Regions from separate parts of the Homo sapiens genome. Here region 2 is linked to region 1. Evidence: read pairs that join two places in POLR2A ChIA-PET (ENCODE). Cell type or tissue: CD4-positive, alpha-beta T cell. All regions are shown on one strand. Each heading gives the region's core, and the rest is flanking DNA. Links, peaks and the distances in the headings are about the cores only.

Region 1 (11,123 bases), core at 1,588-9,587:
AACACTTTAGAAGCATCTATTTACATAAAATCAATGCAGTAATTAGAGATTATTCTTATCTCTTCATTAAGATAAGTCTCCTGAGAATCTCTATTCATCACTTAGTGCAAGTCCCTCATCTGACTTCATCTGAAACACCTGGAAGATGCTTTAAAAATAGAAATACACATAACCCAGCCCACCCCTGAGATTCTGATGCAGCAGATAGAGCCCAGGAACATCTACTGAAAAGCTGCCAGTGACTATGATGCACGCCAGATATGAGGACCCCTAACCAGGAGGGACACGTTCTTCTGCTGGACTATCTCATATGACAGTGCATCCTCAGGATCACTGGCTCCCAGGTCTGAAAAATAACTTAGGAAACATGTAGCTTGATATAGAAATTCTATATGTCCTGCAATTCTGACTTTTAAGTAAAATGGACTGGACTTAGCCCCCAGATCGTTCTAATGAACTCTGTATTTCAATCTTGCAATTCACAGCAGGAACCCAGATTCAGTCAACCCTGTCCAGTGCTAGAAACTGAAGCCAAAGCTAAGGGTTGGCAAGCCCTGGCCAACAGGTCAAATCTGTCCTTCTGCCTGTTCTTATAAATAAAGTTTTATTGGAACACAGACATGCTTATTCATTTAGAGATTATCTATGACTAGGCAAAGTTGAGTAGTTAGAAGAGAGATGATACGGCCCACAGAGCCTAAAATATTATCTAGCCCTGGCCTAAATCTTCACTTAAATGAATGAATACATTATTTTTCTTTACAATTAAATATAAAGAACTTCAATCCAAAATACAGCTCTTACAATTCAATAAAAAGAAGACAGTGCAATTTTTCAAATGAGCAAAAAATGTGAAGCCAAGCTTCATCAGAGAAGATACATGAATGACAAATAAGGACATGAAAAGAAGCTCAACATCATGAGTTATCAAGAAAACATGCATTAAGACCGGGCACAGTGGCTCATGCCTGTAATCCCAGCACTTTGGGAAGCCAAGGCAGGTGGATCACCTGAGATCAGGAGTTTGAGACCAGGCTGGCCAATATGGCAAAACCCCATCTCTACTAAAAATAAAAAATAAAAAAAAATAGCTGGGTGTGGTGGCACATGCCTGTCATCCCAGCTACTTAGGAGGTTGAGGCAGGAGAATTGCTTGAACCCAGGAGGCGGAGGTTGCAGCGAGCCAAGATCATGCCATTCCACTCCAGCCTGGGCGACAGAGTGAGACTCTGTCTCAAAAAAAAAAAAAAAAAAAAAGGAAGAAAATGTGCATTAAAACTACGTGCTTACTAGAATGGCCAAAAGTAAAAAAACTGATCATGCCAAGCACTGAGAAGGATGCAGAGCAACTAGGACTCCCATATATTGGTGATGGGAATACACAATAGTACAACCACTTTTTTGTTTTTTTGTTTTTTGAGACAGAGTCTTGCTCTGTCGCCCAGGCAGGAGTGCAGTGGTATGATCTCCGCTCACTGTAACCTCTGCCTCCAGGGTTCAAGAGATTCTCCTGCCTCAGCCTCCCAAGTAGCTGGGATTACAGGTATGTGCCACCATGCCCAGCTAATTTTTGTATTTTTAGTAGAGAAGGGGTTTCACCATGTTGGGCAGGCTGGTCTCATACTCCTGACCTCAAGTGATCTGCCCGCCTCAGCCTCCCACAGTGCTGGGATTACAGGAGTGAGCCACCATGCTCAGCCAGTACAACCACTTTGGAAAACAGGTAATTTCTTAAAAAGTTAAACATAAATCTACTATACAACCCTGCCATCCACTATGAAATATTTACCTGTAAGAAATGAAAGTGTATGTCTATACAATTGCTTGTACACAAACATTCATAGCAGTTTTTTGTTGTTTTGTTTTGTGGGGTTTTTTTTTTTTTTTTCTGTAGAGATGGGATTTCACTATGTTGCCCAGGCTGGTCTCCATACTCCTGGGCTCAAGTGATCCTCCCACCTCAGCTTCCCAAAGTGCTGGGATTATAGGCATGAGCCACCATGCCCATCCACAGCTTTATTTTTAATAAAAACTGGGAACAACCCCAATGTTCATCAACAGAAGAATGAATAAACAAACTGTGGAATATCCATACCATGGCATACTACATGTAATAAAAATGAATGAACTATTGATACATGTAACAACATGGGTGAATCTCAAAATAATTACGCTAAGCAGAACAAGCAAATACAAAGTACATTCTAAAAAGGCAAAACTATGGAGACAAAAATCAAAGCAGTGATAGCCAGGAACTGGGAGTAGGAGACTGACTATGAGCTCAGTATAAAATAACTTTCTGGGGCTGGGTGCGGTGGCTCACGCCTGTAATCCCAGCACTTTGGGAGACCGAGGTGGGTGAATCACTTGAGGTCAGGAGTTTGAGACCAGCCTGACCAACATGGTGAAACCCCCTCTCTACTAAAAATACAAAAATTACCTAGCTGTGGTGGCACATGCCTGTAATCCCAGGTACTTAGGAGGCTGGGGCAGGAGAGCTGCTTGAACCTGGGAGGTAGAGGTTGCAGTGAGCCAAAATCACATCACCGCACTCCTGCCTGGGCAACAGAGTGAGACTGTCTCAAAAAAAAAAAAAAAAAAGAACTTTCTGGAGTGATAAAATGTTCCATACCTTGACAGTGGTGGTGCTCACACAGCTGTATGTTTGTCAACATTTATCCAACTATTCTCTTGAAAGGGATGGATTTTTCTGTATGTAAATTATACCAAAATACACCTGATTTATAAAAGCACACAAAAGCCAGTTGGAAGGGACTCCCATCAGCCAAATCTAGGACAATTTAAACATCAAAATAAATAACAATAGTAATGAATAATAAGCCACTGAGTGAAAAAAGATTCTCTGAGTCCATGCTGATATAAATAAAGAAAGAAATAAATAAGGGAAAGGAGAAAGTTCATGCTAACAGGAAATGCCAGCTGATAAATGTGAATAATAAAATTAGAAAAACAAGCATTTGATTATTACTGTGATAATGATTAACTCATTCAAGAATCATCAAGCCAGGGCCCAGCATGGTGGCTCACACCTGTAATCCCAAAGGTTTGGGAGGCCAAGGTAGGAGGATCACTTGAGCCCACGAACTTAAGACCAGCCTGGACAACAAAGTGAGACCCCATCTCTACAAAAAAAAAAAAAATTTAAAAATTAGTTAGGCATCGTGCACACCTGTAGTCTGTTACTCAAGAGGCCGAGGTGAGAGGATCCTCTTGTAACTTGAGTTCAAGGCTACAGTGAGCTACAGTGAGCCACGTTCACACCACTGAATTCCAGTCTGGGCAACAATAACAACAACAACAAAATATAAATGGATGCTAAAAATAATGGATAATAGTTTGTTGAGAAACAGAATACTTGTATAGTCTGGAATTATCTCCCCACATTGTACTTATTAATTGCAAAGGGAAAAATAATAATTTTACAATATAGAAACCTGGTAGACGAATAAAGTGATCAAAATCTATCCTCTATAATGAGACAAACTGACATTATAAGTCTTCTATATAAAACACTGAGAAGTGCTTTAAATCTTTGATATAAAACATGACCCTGACCAGGCATAGTGGCTCACACCTGTAATCCCAGCACTTTGGAAGGCCGAGGTGGGTGGATCACCTGAGGTCAGGAGTTCGAGACCAGCCTGGCCAACACGATGAAACCCTGGCTCTACTAAAAATACAAAAATTAGCCAGGTGTGAGGGAAGGTGCCTGTAATCCCAGCTACTCAGGAGGCTGAGACAGGAGAATCACTTGAACCTGGGAGGCGGAGGTTGCAGTGAACAGAGATCATGCTGCTGCACTCCATCCTGGATGACAGAGCGAGACTCCATCTGTTCTGTAGATCTGAAATTAGTTCAAAATGTAGATGTTTAGGAAATAAATTAACTGAACCCTGATTCATGGATGTATTATGATTTTCTCATTGTATAGACCTGACACAAATTAGGTACATTCTATGGCACATCTCATTTAGGGAAATTAAAGGGAAAAAGGTACATTCGGGAAAAGGTGAGCACAGGGATGAAGACACCATCTCCATATCCCTCGGCTGCTTCATTAACAGCCTGTTATTTTACAGCGAGGCCAGTGACACCTTGTCTATGCTTGAGTTTTCTCCACAACACAAGCAAAGTATGATGAACAGTATGATGCGGTACTAGCTCCACAGTACCATGGGAACTAGCTAGAGATTTCTCACCTGCTCCTTCATGTAACCTTTTGGCTTTTTGTTCCTGTCCTCTATTTATGAAAGAAGTAAAATGATAAGAAAGCATGCACAGTTTGTGATAGTGGATTAGCAGGTCACAAGCAGGTCTGTCTACCCTCCTTCCAGGACATCCGAGTTTCACCTTTGAAATTACAATGGTGGATCTGTCCCCTCCCCGATCTAACATTTTAATGTCCTCCTTTAGGCTTTAGACATCAGTGTCCAGACGTCCTATGAGTGGAGTCTCCAGCACCCACAGAAGTGGCTCCCTGTTGTCCCTGTGGTTCCCCAAATGTCACTGCTCTTCCCCAGCAAGAATTTGGCCGTGGCTTGATCCGAAGCAGCTGTTGCATGGCGCAACAGTGCAGAACAGTTTGGGACAGGAAGTGAAAGAGACCACATCCTCTTGAAACTGCAGGGAAAGTTTATTAGGCCTCGTATCATGGCTTCACATTGTTAGGAAGTGGCAGTTGGACTCTCCTCTGCCTCAGGAGTTTGGATGAGGCATTGGTCACTGTGTTGTCTGCCTCTTGACTTTCATCTGGAGAAGAATGCCAATGCCTACCCCGGCGCTTGACCAGAAAACTCCTTAGACAGTCACTCTGAAGGCTCCTAGAAAGTGAAAATCGTGAAAACGTATTGAAGGCCTGCTATGCCTCTGTCTGAGCACTTAAAACACTTAGAATTTGAGAATCCTGGAGCCACTTAAAATTGGCCTTGGAGTCTGATATGGTTTGGCTCTGTGTCTCCACCCAAATCTCATGTCGAATTGTAATCCCCAGTGTTGGAGGAGGGGCCTGGTGGGAGGTGACTGGATCATGGGAGTGGATTTCCCCTTTGCTGTTCTTGTGAGAGTGAGAGTTCTCACAAGGTCCGGTTGTTTAAGGGTGTAGCATCTCCCCCTTGTCTCTCTTCCTCCTGCTCTGGCCGTAGAAGACGTGCCTGCTTCCCCTTCCCCTTCTGCCATGATTGAAAGTTTCCTGAGGTCTCCCCAGCCATGCTGCCTGTACAACCTCTGGAACCATGAGCCAATTAAACCTCTTTTCTTTATAAATTACCCAGTTTCAGGTATTTCTTTATAGCAGTGCAAGAACAGACTAATACAGAGCCCATTTCACCCAATCTGACAATCTAGTTGCAGACAAAACATACACACTAGCAAATATCCTTGCAGTTCCAGGCCATGAATTTAAGAAGTCAGATGTACGGTAGCAGTCGTTAAGTGCAGGAGGCACAGGAAAAGCTGTGATTATGGAAATCTTAGGACTGCCCTCCTATACCCAAAGAGAGGAAGGTGAGGAACCCTGTCCCCAAAACCTTAATTTCCAGAACAAGCCCTCCACCTGAGGAAACAGGAATTAACAGGCAACAAAGATAAAAGGGGAGATGGGTTCAGGGTCTTAGGGCTAGGGAAGGAGAGGAGCAGGTGGCAAGTTGAGAGGGAAGGTTTAATAACATGAGATTGCCTCGGTTCAACAAAGAAGCTCCTAATCTCGAAGCTGAGTCTCTTACACATGTGAGTTTTTAATCAGAGGCCCCAAAACAGTAATCAATCTGTAGTTTCCACCAACACAAATGAGACGCATGGGAAGGAAGGAAGTAGGAAAGAAGTATTGCTTTGTTTTTGGTTTGTTGGGGCTTTTTTCTTTTCTCCTCTGGTCCACCTAAATCGGTTTGTGTGCTTAGCCCATTGCCTGAGGTATTGTTTGCATTGTCTTTCTCCTCTAGCCTCCCCCAGCTACCATCCCCTTCATCTCACATCCAAAGCTCTGGATGTGGGTTCGATAGGAAGATGGCAAACACCAGCATGTACCCTAGATCAGACATAAGGAGTAGAGCCTGTCTGGCAAGCCACCAAGCTTGGCTCTCTTGGAGGTTCTGCAAAGGGAGATAAAATGTGCCTTTTGCAGTGAAATGTTTGTGGACTTTGTATCAAATTCATGGTGCAGACATCTCTGCGGGGCAGCCGGACACAAAGCAGAATCCCCGGTCCAGCTCACTGCCAAGCCCCACCTCCCACTGCGCAGCCCAGGACGGTGCAGCCCTGGCCTTCGGTGCTCACCAGAGCGGAAGAGAGCTGCTACGGGGTCTGGACATGGGGGCTGTTACCTCCCCACACACAGTGGTCAGGCAGGTGGTATGTAACAGAGGTCCGCAGGCATGGCCTGCCACCATTGCCTGCAGGCTTTCCACTTTACGTTAGCCCACATGCTAGTGATCAGCCAGTCCATGCAGTTTGGGGTCCTCTGGTTTTCAGCCTGCATTGACTTATAATCTTCCTCATTTCTGAAGCTGAGTTAACAGACTCCCTCTGGAATGCCCACAGGTTCCTGCAACCACACAGTCTAGGGGTAAACCCTTCCCAAGACCAAGTCTGTAGGAAGCTCTAAGGTTAGAAATGGGTCACTGAGAGACAATATCAATTTCAATTACAGCTCTAGGCTCCTTGAGACCTTGTGACAAGCCACTTAAGGCAAGACTGAGTTTGACTCTGAGGCACCTCTAGTAGTGAAGCTCCTTTGCCTCAAAGAGCAGCATAACATCATGCTTCCCAGTCATCTGTCCCTGGCTTCTCTGTCCCCTCCCGCTTCCGCCCACTAACAGATCAGACTAGGTCTAGGCAAAATCCCAAATCATTTTCCCTCCCAGTCTGTGGGTTCCTGAAGTCACCAGAATTAGACTAACTCATTCACCTTGCTCAGATGAAGACACTGTCACCTTGTTAAATTGCAAAGACTTCACCTGTTCTTGCTTTGCAAGAGTTAATTTTTCAGGAAGAGTTTACTGTTGCCCAGCAAAAAACCTGAGGAAATGACAATGGGATAGGTACATTTGTTAAGGAAGCAGAGGAAAGGGAACTTTGGAAAAAGGAGTGAGGTAGGGTGATGACAGGATAACAGGGAAACAGTATAAAAGAAGAGAAAGATCAAAGCTGAATTGGGGTGAGGAGATGACACAGCTAAGGATATACTGTTTGCCTCTTACAATTTTTGCTGGAGTCAAACTTTAAAAGTTGAATAGCCTCCCGACAGCTGCTATATTTCTCTTCCCTTTGCTTGAAGTAGGATTTGGAAGAAAGTTATTTGTCTTTGTGCTCTCGATAAAGCATATTAAATAATATGTCTGTGTGTCTCAAAGACCTTGAACAACCTCAGATGGACTCTAAACCAGCCCTTATTCCTTCGTTCTGCAGGTTCAGAATTGTATTCACTTCCCAGGGCGAAGGTGACCCTCTGGGTGGCCTCCACCCTCATCCTAATTAGTATCAGCCGGCCTTTCAGAAAGGGAACATGGAATAGAGAGGTAAGAACCATCGTGGATGGCAAAACCATCTGCCTTGATTAAGAAAACAATTCTATTTACAATAGCATCAAAAAGAGTTGAATACCTAACCAAAGAGACAAAAGGTTTACATACTGAAAACTACAAAATGTTGCTGAAAGAAACTAAAGACAAAAATAAATTAAAAAAAAACCCTTGTTAATGATTGTAAGATTTAATACTCTTAAGATGTCAATACTACCCAAAGTGATCTGTAGATTTAATGCAATCCCAATCAAAATCCCAATGGCATTTTTTGCAAACACAGAACATTTCATCCTAAAATTTATATGGAATCTCAAGGGACCACAAATAGCCAAAACAATCTTGAAAAAGAACTAAGTTGGAGGTCTCACACATCCTGATTTCAAAACGTATTACAATACCATAATAATAAAAAACAGCAGGCTACTGGCAAAGAGACAGACCAGTAGAATAGAATAGAGAATTCAGAAATAAACCTTTGCATATACGGTTAAGTGATATTTTGCCAAGACTATCCAATAGGGAAAGGACAACAGTGGGCACTGGGAAAGCTGAATATACACATACCATATACAAAAAAATTAAATCAATGTGGGTCAAAGGCCTACATGTAAGACCTAAAGCTATAAAACTCTCAGAGGAAAACAAAAAACCTTCAGAGATTGGATTTGGCAATGATTTCTTGAATATGACACCAATGGCAAAGGCAACAAAAGAAAAAACATACTAATTGAACTTCATCAAAATTAAGAATCTCTTTCCATCAAAAACCACTATTAACAGAGTAAAATGGTCACCCACAGAATGGGAGAAAATATTTGCAAATCACATATCTGATAAGGGTTTAATAAATATCTAAAATATAGAGAGAATGCCTAAAACTCAACAGCCCCCAAAAAATCTATTAAAAATGGGCAAAGGACTTGAACATTTTCCCAAAGAAGATATACAAATGTGGTCATCTTTTTATGTTTCTGAGCTTCTGAAAGATGCTCAACATCACTAGTCATTAAGGAAATGCAAATCAAAACAACAATTAAATATCATCCCATACCAATTAAGATGTCTACTATAAAAGAGAAAAAACAAAAAACAGAAAATAAATATTGGTGAAGATGGGGAGAAATTAGAACCCTAGTGCCTTACTAGTGGGAATGTCAAATGACCAGCCTGGGCAACATGGCAAAACCCTGTCTCCACAAAAGTCACAAAAAATTAGCCAAGGCCAGGCACGGTGGCTCGTGCCTGTAATCCCAGCACTTTCGGAGGCCAAGGCAGGCAGATCACCTGAGGTCAGGAGTTCGAGACCAGCCTGGCCAACATAGGGAAAACCTGTCTCTACTAAAAATACAAAAATTAGCTGGGCATGGTGGCGGGCACCTGTAATCCCAGCTACTCGGGAGGCTGAGGCAGGAGAATCAATTGAACCCAGGAGGCGGAGGTTGTAGTGAGCTGAGATTGTGCCATTGCACTCCAGCCTGGGTGACAGCAGCAAAACTCCATCTCAGAAAAAAAAAAAAAAAAAATAGCCAGGTGTGGTGGCACATGCCTGTAGTCCCAGCCACTCAGGAGGCTGAGGTGGAAGGATCGCTTGAACCCAGGAGGCAGAGGTTGTAGTGAGCCAAGATGGTGCCACTGCACTCCAGCCTAGGCGATCCTGTCTCAAACAAAAAAGAAAAAAAAGAGAGAGAGAAAGAAATTTACTATAAGCAAACCCTCCAAACCTACAATAGCTCTCTTTATAGTTTTATCAACTTGGCTTAATCCAAGTCTCAACTCTGATTTGCAACCCCTTCTACAATTCATCTCATGTTATCTCTTACTGGTCCTTATTCAGGGCATACCCTCTGATCCAACCAAGATGCTGTTCCCTGGGTCATTCCTCTGACTTTTCCAATTACCAATGACACCCTCTCAACCCATTCAACCTTTCTACTCTTCCTTCAAGACCTAGCTCATATCCCCACCTTCTGCACACAGACTACAACTATTAGAACCTACCTCCTCTCCCAGTTCTCTGAGGTCCTACCATGCTATTGAGAGGTAACAGCCTGCTGGCAGCCCTCACAGCACGCTCGCTCTCGGCATCTCCTCTGCCTCGGCGCCCACTCTGGCGGCGTCTGAGGAGCCCTTTAGCCCGCCGCTGCACTGTGGGAGGCCCTCTCTGAGCTGGCCGAGGGCGGAGCCGGCTCCCTCTGCTTGCGGGGAGATATGGAGGAAGAGGCGCGAGCGAGAACCGGGGTTGCATGCAGCACTCACAGGCCAGCACGAGTTCTGGATGGGCTCGGCAGGCCCCGCACTCGGAGCAGCCGGCCAGTGCCGCCGGCCCCAGGCAGTGAGGGGCTTAGCACCCGGGCCTGCAGCTGCGGAGGGTGCACCAGGTCCCCCAGCAGTGCCGGCCCGCCGGTGCCGCACTGGAATTCTAGCCGGGCCTCAGCTGCCTCCCCACGGGGCAGGGCTCGGGACCTGCAGCCCGCAGTGCCCAAGCCTCCTCCTGCTGTGGGCTCCTGCACAGTCCAAGCCTCCCCGACAGGCACCGCCGAGGTCCCATCAACCACCCAAGGGCTGAGGACTGTGGGCACATGGAGTGGTGCTGGCGGGCAATTCTGCCAGGGGCCCTGGTGCGGGACCCACTAGGTGAAGCCAGCTGGGCTTCTGAGTCTAGAGGGGACTGTGGAGAACCTTTATGTCTAGCTAAGGGATTGTAAATACACCAATCTGCACTCTGTGTCTAGCTCAAGGTTTGTAAATGCACCAATCAGTGCTCTGTGTCCAGCTAATCTAGTGGAGACTTGGAGAATTTTTGTGTCTAGCTCAGGGATTGTAAATGCATCAATCAGCACCCTGTCAAAATGGACCAATCAGCTCTCTGTAAAACAGACCAATCAGCAGGATGTGAGTGGGGCCAGATAAGGGAATAAAAGCAGGCAGCCCCAGCCAGAAGTAGCAAGTGGCTCTGGTTCTCTTTAACAGTGTGGAAGCTTTGTTTTTTCGCTGTGTGCAATAAATGTTGCTGTTGTTCGCTCTTTGGGTCCGCACTGTGTATGAGTTGTAACACTCACCATGAAGGTCTGCAGCTTCGTTCCTCAGGCCAGCGACATCACGAACCCACTGGGAGAAACGAACAATTCCGGACGGGAGAAAGAAACAACTCCAGACGCGCCGCCTTGAGAGCTGTAATACCACAAAAATCTGCATCTTCTACTCCTGAAGCTAGCGAGACCACGAACTCACCAGAAGGAATAAACTCCAAACACGTCTGAACATCAGAAGGAACAAACTCCAGACACCCCACCTTTAAGAACTGTAACACTGACCGTGAGGGTCCGCGGCTTCATTCTCGAAGTCGGTGAGACCAGGAACCCACCGACTCTGGACACACTATTGTCTGAACACTGTAATTTAGTGCTTTCTTTATTGGGCTAACATCACCTGAACCCTCTTTGCATTCAGACCACTAGGCTAGAGACTAAATTAGATTCCTCAAACACTGCTCTTCAGCTGACTCATTCATAAATCCTGCCCTGACTACCAGACGGTCAAGTTTCTTAAGGATGAGACCGTGCATATCTTTTCATTGCCTCTGCA
Region 2 (11,123 bases), core at 992-8,991, 230 kb after region 1:
CTTCTTCATAGCATCATCGGACGTCTTGTCTGTCATCTAGGCCTCTATCATGGATGAATGCTAATTTACAAAGCAGTTCTAGGAGTGATAAAATCTGGGCATGGTGGAGTGCGGGGTAGACAGTGGAGAGCGCTGGGTGTGACTCCAGATCCTGATGCTGCATTAGACACATGACAATCTGCATATGTTAAATAGCCTAAATTATCCATTCTACGAGGTATTCACATCTCAGAGCATGACGTAACACTCTCCTAATGCGATGGATCCTCACCTGGGCTTCCTGATTCCTGGGAGGTGACAAAGGTAGTGGTCTGCAAGCTATATATATTTTTTAATTTCTCAAATTAGGAAACCAGGATTTTGTCTCTAATGCCTTCAACTGCCCCACACAACAAATTCTGGTTATTCCATATAATGAATCCCTAAGGGCCTCTTTAAATTTGACCCTCTTCCCATGGATCCTGTGTTTTAAACAGTCCTATCAATAAAAAAAACAAAAACAAAACAACAACGAAAGCAGCATCATGTTAAATGCTATAACGATATACAAGTTTTACTTGTCAGCTAAGATAAAGAAATAAATAAGTGGCATTCTATAATCATAATTTAAGAAGAAATATCACAACCTTCTAATGCAACCCTTCTAATTTACAGGTGAGAGAAGCTGAGACCCTGAGATATTAAATAACCTACCTTTCAACCCAGGCTTTAGTGCCTCACCTCCCAAAGAGGGAACTGTTCTAGTCAATTGCAAAAGTCTATTTCAGCTCCATTCTTTTCACTGCCGCTCCCTTTCCTGTTACCTTCTTTTCCACCATAAATTCTGCCTTATGAAATAAGGTGAGGAACCTACCTCCACTTGCTGGGGACTCACTGTTCCAATCTTACCATGAGTTAGGTTCAGACCAACGCTGCAGATGGTTGCCAGATATGGGCAAATAGGCCCATGGCCTCTCTCCCCACTCCTGCCGCGTCAGTCCTCCCACCACGTCTCTTGTGGGGTGTCCTTGGTTACCACCCTCCCGGAATCTCACTTGAATCTTGACCCTGAGCCATCTGCTCCACCCACCACTCCTTCAGTTCCTGCCTATTCACCTGCCATTTCTCCCAGAGAGATGCTGCATCTTCTGCCTTCATCTCTCCTCCAACCCCCTCTGCCCCTACATCTGATTTTTTCCAAAGCACTAACTTGCCTCTGGTTCATCCTCTTCGAGGTCTTCAAAATGAGTGTATCTGTTACTTCCCTCGTGTGTTGTTTGCTCAGTAAGTGAGAACTAACACAGAGCCCTGCAGTTCTAAGGGAGTCTCAATCCTTGAAAAACTGACTTATATATTGCTGCCTTGGTGCGTCTACACAAGAAACTGTTAGTCCAAAATGGCTTTGGCTTTCATTCACTGTAGGAGAGGGATATTTAAAGGGTAGGTGCTAGAAATTCCTCAAGAGTTAAAATATTCCTTGAAAATACAAACTGGCAGGCTGAATTCATTATTGTGGGTTTTTTTTTTTCTTTTAAAAGCGGACAAACATTTTTCAATACTCGTGTTATGTGCTTTAAACATTGTCCTGACATCTGTTATTTAAAAGCACAATAGGCCTGGAGTGGTGGCTCACTCCTGTAATCCCAGCACATTGGGAGGCTGAGGTGGGTGGATCACTTGAGGTCAGGAGTTCAAGACCAGCCTGGCCAACATGCTGAAACCCCATCTCTACTAAAAATACAAAAGTTAGCTGGGTGTGGTGGCGTGGGCCTATAGTCCCAGCTACTAGGGAGGTTGAGGCAGGAGAATCGCTTGAACCCAGGAGGCAGAGGTTGCAGTGAGCCGAGATCGCACCACTGCACTCCAGCCTGGGCAACAGAGCGAGACTCTGTCAAAAAAAAAAAAAAAAAGCACAATAGAAGGCATGCTTTCAACTACAAACACAGATAAAATATGGAAACAGCTCTGTGTTTCTGGGTTATGGCCATGCTAAGCAACAGAGATTTGCATGACTAAGGTTCTACTGTGCTGACATATGCAAAATCCACAAGCAATCAAATCATTCTTAGTTTGACAATGTTTAAATGAGAAACGGAGCCTTCACCTTGGATCTGAAGACTTGTGGGCTCACCTGAGAACTCCATTTCACTCAATTTAATAGCAAGTTTAAAACAGACTTATCTAAATATTAGGTCTCCTTAACTTACAGTGATGTGGGTAGTGATTCTAATTATAGGAAGAAACAGTCAGTAGAGATTAGACCAGGGCAATCCAGGCATAATTCACCTGAGATTTGGCACAAGCTGATATTTAAAACTCACCTTTTACTTGCAAAAAAAAACAGCAACGACTTTTTTATTTTCTGTTAAAATACGCGACCTGATGACAATAAATGAATCCTCAAACATTTAGTCAGTTAAACACTACACTGACAGCATCTGTTTTGTTATTTTCTATTACAATTATAGTGGGTCAGGGGTTCTAATGAAATCATTTTCCCCAAAATATCAATTACCGGCCATAAAATGGGCTCAGATTTTGAATTTCCTGAATCGGCCCTAATTGCAATTATTTAACCTTTTTTTTTTTTCTTTTCTGAGACAGGGTCTCACTTTCTCGCCTAGTCTGGAGTGCAGTGGCACAATCACAGCTCACTGCAGCCTCAATCTCCCTGGCCTCAGGTGATCCTCCCACCTCAGCCTCCTGAGGAGCTGGGACTACAGGCATGCACCACCACGACCTGCTATTTTTTAGTATTTTTTTGTATCAATGAAGTTTTGTCATGTTGCCCAGGCTGGTCTTGAATTCCTGGGCTCAAGTGATCCACCCACATCTGCTTCCCAAAGTGCTGGGATTGTAGGCACAAGCCACCATGCCTGGCCTAATTTCAAATTTTCTGGGGTCATTTTATAATAAATAATTGAAATATGCTGGAAATTGTTAGTTGTGTTTCTTCCAGGGCAGGGGGCTGGGAGGTGAAATCCAAGTGTCCCTGAAACCTCATGTTAGATTTGCATGTCTTGATATTAGTGTAGGAAATACAGTTGCTGCTCAGGCCTTGAAAAAGAGTCATAGTGGCCCACTCATACCTGGATTGTTTCACAGGATGAAAACACAGCCAAGCCCCTAATCTCTCTGGTCCAGCCTGAACTTGAATCTGGACTTCCTTTGTCTACTATTTCCTTGTGTTGTAAAGAAGCTGCTGGCCATTGGATCTGCTTCATTTCTGGAACTTAGTGTCTTTCCACTTGAGAGGAGTCATTGGCTAGCCACACCTGATACCCATTTCAGAGAGCCGGGCAGAAAACAAAATGTGTCCTGTAGATTGCTGGAGAATGAGCCTGTGCGGCTCCTGTCCTAGCCCTCCCTCCCTACCTCCTTAAGAACAGTAATAGTGGGCTGGGCGTGGTGGCTCACTCCTGTAATCCCAGCACTTTGGGAGGCTGAAGCTGGTGGATCACGAGGTCAAGAGGTCCAGACCATCCTGGCCAACATAGTAAAACCTCGTCTCTACTAAAAATACAAAAATTAGCTGGGCGTGGTGGTGCACACCTGTAGTCCCAGCTATTCCAGGGGGCCGAGGCAGGAGAATCACTTGAACCTGGAGGCAGAGGTTGCAGTGAGCCAAGATCGCACCACTGCACTCCAGTCTGGCGACAGAGCAAGACTCTATCTCAAAAAAAAAAAAAAAAAAAAAAAAAAAAAAAAAAGAAGAAGAATAAGAACAGTAATAATGATGGGGAGGAAAGTGTTAGTTCCAAGGTTCTGGGATGTGACCGGGTCTCAGGGGGCAGAAAACGGATACTGGTGCTTTAGGAATGGCAGAGACCTGCCCACCCAGGTTCCCAGTGGTGGCAAGACCTCTGATCGAGGGGTGTAAGCCCACAGGAAGTGAAAGTGCCTACCTTCTCACCAACTTCAAAAGACTTAACAATAAGTCTTTCAGCAGAGTCTATGAAGGTCTGAGGTAGGTCAGTTTTTAGGAGTGCGTAGGCTTCCGGGCCTCTCACGTCAGTGCTTCCCAGCTGTAATGTGTGCGTGAATCACCTGGGTCCCTTGTTAAAATGCAAACACTAATTTAATAGGTCTGGGTTGGATCCAAGATTCCTTTTAGATTCCTTTTATCTGTTTTTTTTTTTTTTTTTTTTTTTTGAGACGGAGTCTCGCTTTTGTCGCCCAGGCTGGAGCACAATGGCTCCATCTCGGCTCACTGCAACCTCCGCCTCCTGAGTTCAAGCAATTCTCCTGCCTCAGCCTCCTGAGTAGCTGGGATTACAGGCGCCCGCCAACATGCCCAGCTAATTTTTGTATTTTTAGAAGGGACAGGTTTTCAGTATGTTGGCCAGGCCAGGCTGGTCTCGAACTCCTGACCTCAGGTGATCCACTCGCCTCGGCCTCCCAAAGTGCTGGGATTACAGGAGTGAGGCACCACACCGGGCCAAGATTCCTTTTTTCTAACAAGCTTCTAAGGACCACACTTTGGGTAGGGAGGGCTTGTATAAACCTAGAAATATGGAGAGGCACTCTAAGGACTAAGGATATTGGTCAAATTACCAACCCTGGGAGCTGGATCCCAAGGAATCAAATTCAAGTTGATGTAGAAAAATCAACTATGGTCTTCCCTTTTTTGGGAATGCTCCAAATGGATATTAAGGGAAAGGTGAGATTTGCTGCGTCCACGTGTTGTGGAGCAAATTCAAGCTCATCTTTTGTGATACATGTGCTTGCCTGCTAGTAATTTAAAGCTTTAAGGCAGCTATTGCTTAATAGCTTAGTGAGCACGAACCAACCCTCTGCGTGTGGTAGAATCCCCATGGCATCACCACACCCGACCTGTCGAGCCTCCATCACCGCACCAGCATCTCAACCCAAAGATCATCACGAATGGTTCTTCTGTTACTATCGTGCCTTTATTTTTGGAATAGATGATTGTCTTTTTAAATCCTTGTAGAATCATCTTATAATTTCTTTGTTTCCCTACTTCCAAGTTAAAATTCTTAGATAATTTTTTTTTTTTTTTTGAGATGGAGTCTCACCCTGTCTCCCAGGCTGGGGTGCAGTGGCGCGATCTTGGCTCACTGCAACTTCCACCTCCCGGGTTCAAGCGATTCTCCTACCCCAGCCTCCCAAGTAGCTGGGATTACAGGCGCGCACCACCACACCCAGCTAATTTTCTGTATCTTTATTAGAGACGGGGTTTCATCATGTTGGCCAGGCTGTTCTTGAACTCCTGACCTCGTGATCTGCCCGCCTCGGCCTCCCAAAGTGCTGGGATTACAGGCGTGAGCCACGGTGCTGGGCCAGATAAATAATCTTTGACTGTATTACCATGTTCTGAGCCTCCACTGTGTATTAAACATCCTGCTTGGCTTCTTACATGTACATCGCCTAACTTATTCCCCATGAAAGGCAGGTATTATTAGTCTTATTTTATAGCTGGGGAAATTAATTCTCAATGAGTTTAAATAAATTCTTCAAGCTCTCATGGTACAAAGTGATTGAACTGAAAATTCAACTCATGCCCATTCGCTCCATAGGGGCTGGTTTTATTATACCATTTGTTTGTCTCTGTCAGGTCAGACTATTTCTGAGCCTTCTCCCAGGTCCACAAATAACCTACTTCATCCACCTACTTCAGGTTCCACTTCCCAGTGAACCATCATACCTTTCTCAAAAGCAATAGAATCCTCTGCAGCAAGGGCTTAATTTACCTTTCCGTTAATATCCATTTGGAGCATTCCCAAAAATGGAAGACCATAGTCTAATGTATTCTAAGTTCAAGAATATGCCTCACCCTGACGCAACTTAATTTTACAATTTTTTTTTTTTCTTTTTTTTTTTTTTAGACAAAGGGTCTCCCTATCCTGCCCAGGCTGGTCTCAAACTCCTGGGCTCAAGCGATCCTCCTGCCTCAGCCTCCCAGAGTGCTGGGATTACAGGTGTGAGCCACTGAACTCGGTCCAACTTTGCAGATTTCTAACGGTAGGTTTATGAGCCATCTCCAATTCTTGTGGAGAAACTTCTCCAAGGTTGGGCGCGGTGGCTCAGGCCTGTAATCCCAGCACTTTGGGAGGCCAAGGTGGGCGGATCACTTGAGGTCAGGAGTTCGAGACCAGCCTGGTCAACATGGTGAAACCCCATCTCTACTAAAAATACAAAAATTAGCCAGGCATGGCAGCACATGCCTGTAGTCCCAGCTACTTGGGAGGGTGAGGCAGGAGAATCGCTTGAACCCAGGAGGCAGAGGTTGCAGTGAGCCAAGATCACACCATTGCACTCCAGCCTGGGTGACAGAGGGAGACTCTGTCTCAAAAAAAAAAAAAAAAAAAAACAGAAAAGAAAAGAAAAGCTTCTCCAACAAAGAATTCCTGGAGGGCTGAATATAGCTTCCTTGGGGTTTGCCTCACTTTGTTTTCTGTTGCTAAAGCAGAAAACCACATACTTTGTAATTTATATGAATTTAGCCTGCAGAACCATAAGTTAAATAAACTTCATAAGAGATTTATGGTTTAACTTATAGTTCTGGAGGCTAGGAAGTCCATTATGAAGGGCTGGCATCTGGTGAGGTCCTTCTTGCTGCATCGTAACATGGCAGAAGGGCAGAAGAGTGTGAGAGAGAAAGGCACCAGGGTCTGGACTTGCTTTACAACTCACTCTAGCCATAACTAACCAGCTCCTGCGATGACATTAATCTGTTCACTAGGGCAGAGTGCTCACAGTGCAGTTGCTGCTTGCTTATTTGGTCCCACTTCCAGACATTGTTGCATTGAAAATTACATTCCCACCATGTAAACTTTTGGAGGGACAGGGCTCAAGAAGTTGTGGACACTACTAAGTCTTACTCTTTCCTAGAGGAATAAAGACCTCTTTTTGGCTGGGCATGGTGGCTCACACCTGTAATCCTAGTACTTTGGGATGCCAAGGCAGGAGGATCACTTGAGCCCAGGAGTTTGAGACCAGCCTGAGCCACAAAGTGAAACTCCAACTTGACAAAACATTTTAAAAAATTATTCAGATGTCATGGCACATGCCTGTAGTCCCAGCTATTCTGGAGGCTGAGACAGAAGGATTGCTTGAGCCCAGGAGGTCGAGGCTGCAGTGAGCTATGGTCACACCATTGCACTCCAACCTGGGCAACAGACAAAGTGAGATCCCATCTAAAAAAAAAAAAACTTTCTGGGAAGTTCACCAAGGCTTTACTTCATTCCTGAGACAGTTGGCTTCATTAGGTCCACTAGCAGAGGGACTTTGACTGGCTCCTAAATTAGTTTTGGGTCATATGTCTTTCATGACAAATTGAAGTGTTTGTGGCACAGACAGCCATTGTACCATAAGACAGGTAGTACAAGTAGCCAGAAAAATCTTGTTCATATTGGGCTGCAACTTACAAGCTTTGATACACTGAGCAAGCCACTTTACTGTACTTTTTTTTTTTAACTATTTCTTTATTTTGTTTATTTATTTTTTTGAGACAGAGTATCATTCTGTTGCCCAGGCAGGAGCGCAGTGGCACAATCTTGGCTCACTGCAACCTCCACCTCCCAGGTTCAAGTGATCCTCCTGCCTCAGCCTCCAGAGTAGCTTGGACTACAGGCACAGATCACCATAACCAGTTAATTTTTGTATTTTTAGTAGAGACAGGGTTTTACCTCGTTGGCCAGACTGGTCTCGAACTCCTGACCTCGAGTGATCCACCCTCCTTGGCCTCCCAAAGTTTTGGGATTATAGGTGTGAGCCACCGCGTCCAGCCTAATTTTTGTATTTTTAGTAGAGACGGGGTTTCACCATGTTGGCAAGGGTGGTCTGGAACTCCTGGCCTCAAGTGATACACCTACCTTGACCTCCCAAAGTTCTGAGATTACAGGGTTGAGCCACCATGCCCAGCCACAAGCTACTTTACTTTTCTAAGTCTCAATTTAACTGTAAGATGTTAGTAATGGTAGATGACTGTAAGACTGCTAGAGGATTAAGTGGAATATCCTATGAAGTGTATCTGGCCTAAAGTTGCTATTCAATAAATAAATGCATATGATATCTCTTGCAAGGTAAATGATTTTAAATGACTTTGGTGTTTTTTGTTTTGTTTTGTTTTGAGAGAGGGTCTCACTCTGTCACCCAGGCTGGAGCACAGTGGTGTCATCTCGGCTGACAACAATCTGCACCTCCTGGGCTCAAGTCATCTTCCCACCTCAGCTTCACGAGTAGCTGGGACAAGTGCCAACCATATGCCTGGCTAATTTTTAAAATTTTTTGTAAAGACAAGGTCTCACTATATTGCCCAGGCTGATCTCAAATTCCTGGGCTCAACCGATCCTCCTGCCTCAGCCTCCCAAAGTGCTGGGATTGCAGGCGTGAGCCACCACGCCCAGCCTAGTTTCAGTCTTTATTGCCTTTCACACTCAGTTTTACTTTGTCTGAGTAGAGTGATGAGTAGAGGGAATCCCAATCCCTTTCATACTTCTCTTCCCATCAGTTAGCAATCCATTTTCTGGCAAACTTTCAGGTCCTTTCCATTTTAGTGAGGCTGTAAGCGAAATAATAATAATAATAATTTTTTAAAAAACCTTACTCACCTAGGTACCATTAATTCTTCTAAGATGGTAAATTGGGCCAAGATCGAGTCACAATAAAATTTTGTCATTCTTCTACGATGGAGTGCTGGGCCATCTCTTGATCACATTGGATGTTAACTAGATGACCTCTTGTAGTGCTTGGAAAAATACTCAGAAAGTACGCATTTAGATTGTAGTTTACCCTGCAAGCGTGTACATCATCTCTCCACAATTCAGTGACACCTCATCAGTCCTCTACATGGGGCGCCTATCCCACAGCTATTCAGATCCCACAGAGAACCCAGGTCCCGCTTTTGCTTTCGTTCTGCCTCAGAATCATCTAGCTAAGGAAAACTGCTTTCCAAGTTTGGGTTCAAATCCAGGTCAAAATAGTCCCTTTTCCCTCCTCACCATCCCACACCAACCCCTTCCCCAGACCCCCAGTTCTGAGCATACAGAACTAGGCACAGGGTTGAAGGATTGAGTGAATAAATGCATGAACAATTGTCCCAGCAGGTTCTGAGGCACTGTGTCAAGTGTGCTAAGACACAGGCCATCTGCTTTGTATCTTGACACCACGGAGTGTTTGTTTTAGTCATTTCTCCTTGCTCCCCTGAATCTCCCAAGCCCCAGCATATTTACAGCCGTTCAATAATAACTTCTTAGCCAGGGAATTCAAGATGAGTGGCAATAATTAACAGTCCTATGAACGTATGTCTATGGATGAGGGGAGAGAATTCCAAAGGTAAAAACAGCACTTGGGTGGACTTACCCTACAGACATTGCTTATCGGATTGGCTGCATGCTCCTAGAATGGCGGGAATGACTGTGGTCCATGAACTGTCAGTGTCAACATTCATCCAGGAACTTGTGAGGAATGCAGAATCTTGGGTCCCTCCCCAGACCTACTAAATCAGGATCTGCCTCCTAACAAAATCTCAAGGTGATGAGATTGCTGCTTGTCTAGGGACTATGCTTTGAGAAGCAAGACTGTACATTACCCATCATCACCTAAAGAGGTCACACATGGTCACACCTCCGAAGCTTGGCTCATGCTATTCCTTCTCCTTACAATATCCTTCCCCATCTTCTCTCCATGAATTCTACATTATTTCAGTTCCTACATGGAAATCATCAGAGCACCCATTTTAGCACTTAACGAAGAGAATGGCTTGCTTACCTGGACTCTACCTAAGCATTCCTAATTACCTCGAATTGTAATTACCATAGTTGTTAATATGGACTGGAGCTTGGGCTACATAGTGAGCCCCCATCTCTACATAAAATTAAAAAATTAGCCAGTATGAGCCAGGCGCGGTGGCTTACGCCTGTAATCCCAGCACTTTGGAAGGCTGAAGCGTGCAGATCACGAGGTCAAGAGATCGAGACCATCCTGGCCAACATGGTGAAACCCAGGCTCTACTAAAAATACAAAAAATTAGCTGGGCATGGTGGTGTGCGCCTGTAGTCCCAGCTACTCGGGAAGCTGAGGCAGGAGAATCACTTGAACCTGGGAGACGAGGTTGCAGCGAGCCAAGATCACGCCACTCCACTCCAGCCTGGCAATGGAGTGAGACTCTTTTGAAAGAAAGAAAGGAAGAGAGGAAAAAAGAAAAGAAAGAAAGAAAGAAAGAAAGAAAGAAAGAAAGAAAGAAAGAAAGGAAGGAAGGAAGGAAGGAAGGAAGGAAGGAAGGAAGGAAGGAAGAAAGAAAGAAACAAACAAAGAAGGAAAGAGAAAGGAAGAAAGGAAGAAAGGAAGAAAAGAAAGAAAAAGAAAGAGAAAGAAAGAAAGAGAAAGAAAGAAAAGAAAGAAAAAGAAAGAAAGAGAGGAAGAAAGAAAGAAAAAATTAGCCAGTATGGTGGCATGCACCTGTACTCCCAGCTACTCAGGAGGCTGAGGTGGGAGGATTGATTGAGCCCTGGAGTTGGAGGCTGCAATGAGCCGTGGTCACACCACTACCTCTAGCCTAGAAAGCAGTGTGAGACCCTGTCTCAAAATATATATTTTTGAGCAACAAGGTCTTCCTCTGTTGCCCAGGCTGGAGTGCAGTTGCACAATCATGACTCATGGAAGCCTCCCAGGTTCAAATGATCCTCCCACCTCAGGCTCACACCTATACTCCCAGAACTTTGGGAGGCTGAGGAGGGAGGATTGCTTGAGCCCAGGAGTTGGAGACCACTCTGGGCAACATTATAAGACCCTGTCTCTACAAAAAAATAATAATTATGAAAATTAGCCAGGCATAGTGGCGCATGCTGACAGTCCCAGCTAGTCAGGAGCCTGAGGCAGAAGGATCACTTGAGCCTGGGAGGCTACAGTGAGCCGTGATAGTGCCACTGCACTCCAGCCTGGGCAACAGAGCGAGGCTTTGTGTCAAAAAACAAAACAAAACAAGCAAACTATATATATATTTAAATATATTTCTCCTGTAGGACTGAGTTGTTCAACAGTAGAGAGAGATTATGTTTCTTCATTGTCCAGAACATAATATGTGCTCAATAAATGCTCATTCAGTGAACATTGGCACTGTATGCTCTTTGTCATTTCTATGTTCTATAGGTTCCAGAAAAAGCCACGTCATTTATAAGACA

Evidence for each region. Peaks named below come from ENCODE experiments on the same cell type or tissue, not always from the same donor. Only the 100,000 strongest peaks of a DNase experiment are listed, where the experiment ranks them.
Region 2: POLR2A ChIA-PET joins it to region 1 with 11 read pairs; 2 of 35 experiments call an interaction of 5 or more read pairs at or near these places.

What each region holds. Positions count from the first base shown.
Region 1 is chr6:14,906,238-14,917,360 of GRCh38, forward strand. The region is part of intron 2 of LOC105374945 (a long non-coding RNA gene); the gene reads right to left. Among named protein-coding and RNA genes, the nearest start is that of JARID2-DT, 330 kb to the right of the region's middle. RefSeq lists enhancers at 4,386-4,445, 5,136-5,195. In CD4-positive, alpha-beta T cell, for the core only: no CTCF peak of the experiment used is centred there; DNase peaks (open chromatin) are centred at 4,604 and 5,114; H3K4me3 peaks cover 481 bases; H3K27ac peaks cover 499 bases.
Region 2 is chr6:15,134,206-15,145,328 of GRCh38, forward strand. It overlaps LOC105374946 (a long non-coding RNA gene), which reads right to left. Exons shown (of 3, transcript XR_926520.1): 3 at 9,580-9,651. Among named protein-coding and RNA genes, the nearest start is that of JARID2-DT, 110 kb to the right of the region's middle. In CD4-positive, alpha-beta T cell, for the core only: no CTCF peak of the experiment used is centred there; no DNase peak of the experiment used is centred there.